2 separate regions of the Homo sapiens genome follow, and region 1 is linked to region 2. Evidence: chromatin contacts called from ENCODE Hi-C or POLR2A ChIA-PET data. All regions are on one chromosome and are shown on one strand. The core of a region is the stretch at or near the end of the contact, and the rest is flanking DNA. Distances in the headings are between cores, read along the strand shown. Region 1 holds the start of GTPBP2 (GTP binding protein 2). Region 2 holds the start of SRSF3 (serine and arginine rich splicing factor 3).

What was found. A loop is a pair of places that touch in the nucleus more often than their neighbours do. ChIA-PET counts read pairs that join two places held with the same protein, here RNA polymerase II (POLR2A). Pooled maps may share reads with other maps.
Region 1: a loop to region 2 is called in a pooled map, with 5 times the contacts of the local background. The contact joins the promoter of GTPBP2 here to the promoter of SRSF3 in region 2. A Hi-C loop is called at or near these places in 2 of 50 pooled maps. POLR2A ChIA-PET finds 5 or more read pairs at or near these places in 2 of 52 experiments (BJ and activated T-cell).

The regions. Positions count from the first base shown.
Region 1 is chr6:43,627,895-43,630,594 of GRCh38, forward strand. GTPBP2 (GTP binding protein 2) reads right to left here and starts at 1,370. Exons shown (of 12, transcript NM_019096.5): 1 at 1,083-1,370. The coding sequence starts at 1,268. It also overlaps a transcript of MAD2L1BP not described here. RefSeq lists silencers at 1,080-1,159, 1,180-1,319 and enhancers at 1,380-1,559, 2,180-2,399.
Region 2 is chr6:36,593,047-36,595,746 of GRCh38, forward strand. SRSF3 (serine and arginine rich splicing factor 3) reads left to right here and starts at 1,316. Exons shown (of 6, transcript NM_003017.5): 1 at 1,316-1,435. RefSeq lists enhancers at 824-983, 1,092-1,773, 1,374-1,603.

The DNA.
Region 1 (2,700 bases), core at 120-2,619, 7.0 Mb after region 2:
CTTTTAATCATTTTTCTGGGGATGGGTGGCTTCAAAAAATGTGGTACAAGAATGACAGTCTAGGGCCCAGACCAATGGTTCCCAAAGTGAGGTCCTGGGACCAGCAGCATTAGTATCACACGGGAACTTATAAGAAATGCAAATTCTCAGGCCCATCCTCACTAGTAAGAAAGAATCAGAAATTCTAGGCTGGGCACGGAGGCTCACGCCTGCAATCCCAGCACTTTGGGAGGCCGAGGCGGGTGGATCACCTGAGGTCAGGAGTTTGAGACCAGCCTGGCCAACATGGTGAAACCCCATCTCTACTAAAAATACAAAAATTATCTGGGCGTGGTGGCGGGCACCTGTAATGCCAGCTACTCGGGAGGCTGCAGCAGAAGAATCGCTTGAGAACCCGGGAGGCCGAGGTTGCAGTGAGCTGAGATAGCCCTACAGCACTCCAGCCTGGGTAACAGAGACTCCGTCTCAAAAAAAATAAATAAATAAATAATAAAAAAATAAAATTGGCCAGGCGTTGGGGGCCAGCAATCCGGGTGATTCGATACATGCCAAAGTTTGATAACCACTGGCTTAGGCTGTGTGTGTGTGTGTGTGTGTGTGTGTGTGTGTGTAGTGAACATACTGCTCTTTTCCCGAGTACTGTGTGTGTGTCCGTGTGGAACATATTGCTCTTTTCCCGGGTACTCCCCTTCTCCCTGTGGAACAAGTTTAGAAGAAGTGGTGGTTACTGTCTGCCTCTCGTCCCAGGATGCAGTCTCTCTTGCCCTATGGCGGCACACGCAGTTGGTCGGGGTGCTCTTCCTGGGATCCCCTTTCTCTACTTCTCTCCTGGGGTAATCTAGATCAGAAGGGGGAGTCCTCCCTCTCCACTCTTCCTCCCTGAGGTCCTGTCACCTGAGAGTCCAGTCTCTGCCCTTCCTCCCTGGGGTCCCGGGACCTGAAAGAGGTGTTCTCCTCCCGTGCCCCTCCTCCCTGGGGTCTCGACACCGGAAGGGGAGATTAATTATCTGGGTCCCGCCTCCCTAGAGTCCTGGGCCGGAAAGAGTGGCTTCTTCCCGCCCTACCACTTCTCAGGTGCTCACCTCGGGGGGCAAATACGGGGGGTTGTTGGCTTTGCCCCCTCTGTTCCTTCCGTTCTTCTTCTTTCCCTTTGGCCCCCCGCAGCCGCTGCTGCTGCCGGCCCCCCTAGCCTTGAGGGTTCCGCCCACGGCCGGGCCCCCTCCGGGCCGGCAGCAGCCGCCGAACAGCTCCGATACCCGCGAGTCCATCCGCCGCTGCCGCCAGCCCCCCGCCCGGCCCCTCCCCCGACCGCCGCCGCCGTCGCCGCCGCCCTTACTGCCACTGCCGTGTCCGGCCGGCCTGAGCAGAGTGGGGTGGGGCTCTGCACAAGCTACGCCCCCCACCTCCCTGGCCTCCGGGTCGCGTCAGAAACAGCCGCGGGGCACCACGGGATATAGAGTCCCCAGGCCTGGGAATTCACTTAAATGACACGTCGCCGCCCTACAACTCCCAGGAGGCATCGCGGCGCAAGTGGCCGCGGGAGTCGTCGGAGGCGTGGGGAAGGAGCGCGCCTTGGCGCGCAAAGGCTTAAGGGAGCTGTAGTCTGACTTCCAGTCCTCGCGCTATGTTCTTTTTCTAGGACTTGGGGGGAATTTAGAGCCTCGAGGCCTGGGGTGGGGACGCGAGGACACCAGCGTAGAAGAGCTTACATCAGAATCGAGCTTTGTGGGCGCTCCGGGATTTGGCCCTTTAGCGCGGATCCTAGACAACAGGTTTTGGACCTCGAGAGCTGCAGAACTGAGGCTACTGGTGCCGCCAGCCTGCTGGCTCCGCCTCTGCCTCAGTTTCTTCCCCTATGGCCCGCGTGCCGCTGGGGTGAGTCAGGGCGAACGCCAGGGCGGAGGCGGATGGTGATTAGCCAAATTACGGCTGTTATTGTTGGGATGATTATGCTACCTTTACATAGTAGTCACTGCTTTATTACCAGGCTGGCACCGTCCAGGGGCTGGTTTTAATAACCGGAGGCACCGCGGTGGCCCCGACACGAGACCCGAACCCGTAAACCAGCTTCCTCCCCGAAGGCTGCAAGCATACCCAAAGCGAGTATTCCTCCTCCCCTTTGTTTTGAAGCAGAACCAATCGGGAAGAACTGAGTTTGGTTTTAAACGGCCAAGACTGTAGGAGGGGCCTGGCCCCTACTTCGGGCGGGGCTAGGGCTCGGGTTACACCAACCACCACGAGGGCGGGGCAGTGGCCGGGAATAGAAACTTGGCCTAGGGCCACAGGGGATTTTTGGCTTTTGACTCTCTTGTGAAGCAATCTCCAGCTCTTTAGTGCTGTTGCACTCTACAGAGTACATACATTCAGCGACATAAGCCAGTGCACAGAACACAGAAAGGCAGGGTGGAAAAGCAGTTATGTTGCTGAGCTGCGAGTCAGGACGCTAGGGCTCAATTCACAGCCGCATGGCTGTCTCATGACTCAGACCACTCACAGTGTGTCCACTTCTCCCCTCTTCTCGAACTGCGAGGTGCTCATACACGGTCAAGAAATTAAACAACTCAGCCGGGTGCGGTGCCTCACGCCTGTAAATCACAGCACTTTGGGAGGCCAAGGAGTGTGCGGATCACCTGAAGTCAGGTGTTCGAGACCAGCCTGGCCAACACAGCGAAACCCCGTCTCTACTAAAAATACAAAAAT
Region 2 (2,700 bases), core at 66-2,565:
TGGTGGCAGGTGCCTGTAATCCCAGCTACTCGGGAAGCTGAGGTAGGCGAATCGCTTGAACCCGGGAGGCGGAGTTTGCAGTGAGCCGAGGTCGCGCCATTGCACTCCAGCCTGGGCAACAGAACGAGACTCCATCTCAAGAAAAAAAAAAAAAGAAAAAAGAAAAAAAAAAACATAATAATTGGCATATCTTTCAGCTAAGAGGGAATAAATAAAAAGACAGGTTCTTTTTCTCTCTTTTTTTTTTTGTGCAGTGGTAGGATCTCAGCTCACGGCAACCTCCGCCTCCTGGGTTCAAGCGATTCTCCTGCTCTCAGCCTCCCAAGTAGCTGGGATTACAGGCGCCTGCCACCATGCCCGGCCATTTGTATTTTTAATAGAGACGGGATTTCACCATGTTGGCCAGGCTGGTCTTGAACTCCTGACCTCAAGTGATCCGCCTGCCTCGGCCTCCCAAAGTGCTGGGATTACAGGCATGAGCCACCGCGCCCGGCCCTTGGTGATTTTTCTAACCCAATCACAGTCTCTCTCCCCTTAATTACTCTTGCGGCTCTGTCTTCGTAAGGGAAGTGGCCCGGACAAAATACATGCCAGGCAGTGCAACGGCTGCTAGGAGAAAGGCTCGAGATACCCCTCCTGGCATTTGCTTGGGGGCCAGAATTTACATTCAATCTTCTTCAGAAACTTCCCTTTCCGGGTGTTTGCTAAAGGTGATAGTTTCCAGGTCACCTGACCGGTCTCCTTTGCTGTCGGCGCCAAGTCCTGCAAGTTTGCTTGAGAGACGAGAAACCAGCAAGAGTTGGGCAAACTTTCCAAACCAGGCTTTTCCTTCAGTGTGGAATCTAGGCGGCCACAGTCTGGTGCCAGCTGGGTCACAAACAGCTCCGTGACCTGTTTGTAAACGCGATGCTCTTAGTTCCAGACTAACCGCTCACAAGGGTGAAGCACTTAATTAATTCATCTCTTAATCTTGTTAGGGGCCAACGGCTCCTATTAGTGTTTGAGCGTGACGGCGACGGTGCTGTTTATGAAGCCCTAGCCTATTTGGAGGTGAGGAAGAGGAGTCTGTGGGTAACCTGGAGGTCGACAGACCGGGAGGAACGCTCGAGGGAGCACCAGGCCTGTTACAACGAGCGCGCGCCGACGCACGTCTCCACCCACCCGGCGCAACCGCCAGAGCGCGCTCCCAGCAACCGCGGCTCTCGCTGCGTTTGTAGCCATACGTCACGGCCTCTTCTGCTTCTCATTGGGGGAGCCCGTCCAATCATGTGATTCCAGTATGGCGTATAAATAAAGGCGAGGAGAAGGCGGTGGTCCGCCATTTCGTGGACGCCGGGTGAGTGAGAGAGTTGGTTGGTGTTGGGCCGGAGGAAAGCGGGAAGACTCATCGGAGCGTGTGGATTTGAGCCGCCGCATTTTTTAACCCTAGATCTCGGTAAGAGACCAGCGAAAGAGGGAATGAGGTGGAAATGGAATTTAACAGTACCAAGGAGCCAGGCCCAATGGCGGCGCCAGATTGAGACAAAGAGGCGCCGCCGCCATTTTGTGACGTTCAGCACGGGGCGGTGGCGGGGGCTCCCGGCCCATCGGAGGGTTTCCTAGTCTTGGAGTGGAAGTCTTTATATTCCTCATTGGGGCATGAGCCAGGATGGGGGTTACCTGGGAGTTGGGAACCACAAAGGGGAGCCGATAGCCGAGTTGTATTCCAGGTCACGGCCTTTTTATTTTTATGGCGCCTTTTTTTTTTTTGGCCCCTCATTTAATTGGGAAGCTTCTCAGAATGTTTTTGTAAAGTCACTAACCAAGACCGGACCTTTCAGTTCATATTAAATGGCCCCCGTAGTCACCTTACTTTCATGTAGTTTCAGATTTTGCAGCCTGAATCTAATCACCTTTTTCTAAGACCGAAAGATCTTCCTTGAACTTAAGATTCGTTCTTTCATCGCTTCCCATTAAAATGGAGGCTTAAGACAGGTGCCAGCAGTGTTTTTAAAAATTTTCACCAGTGGTTTGGTCTTAGAACTTACTCCTGGGCACAGGGTGTGGTCACGGCAAATAGGATGTGTCTGGACTGGATATTTTAATTAGACAAGCCCAGAGTAAGAAGAACGTGGTGTTTATGGAAAGCACTTCAGCTGAATTATTGAGTAGATGGTTTTTATGTAATTGAAACTGGTCTACAAGTTTATCAGATTCATCGTCGAAGTGACTCAGTAATAAAGCTTTATCAAATACAAGTCCGCCAAGGAAGAACAAAAAAATAAGTCCCCAAAGTGCAGTAAATTTTTTAGTAGCAAATATCTCTTTGTAATTTTTTATTAAAGTGAAATTATCTTTAAGTGGTATTTAGTATATTCAGTGTTGTGTAATCATCACTTACACGTAGTTCCAAAACATTTCCGTCACCTCCCCCCGCAGGAGACTACTACCCATTGAGCACTTACTCCCAGATTCCCTGTCCCCCTTCCTCTAGTCCCTAGCAACCACTAATCTTCCTGTCTCTCTGAACTTAGCTATTTTAGATATTTAGTATTTATGGAATCGTGTACTTTTATGTCTGGCTTCTTTAACTTAGCGTAATGTTTTCAAGATTTTCCAACGTTGGAGGATTTGTCAGTACATCATTCTGAATAATACTCATTTTATGTCTATACCACATTTTGCTTATCCGTTTCTGTTGATGGACATTTGGGTTAACAT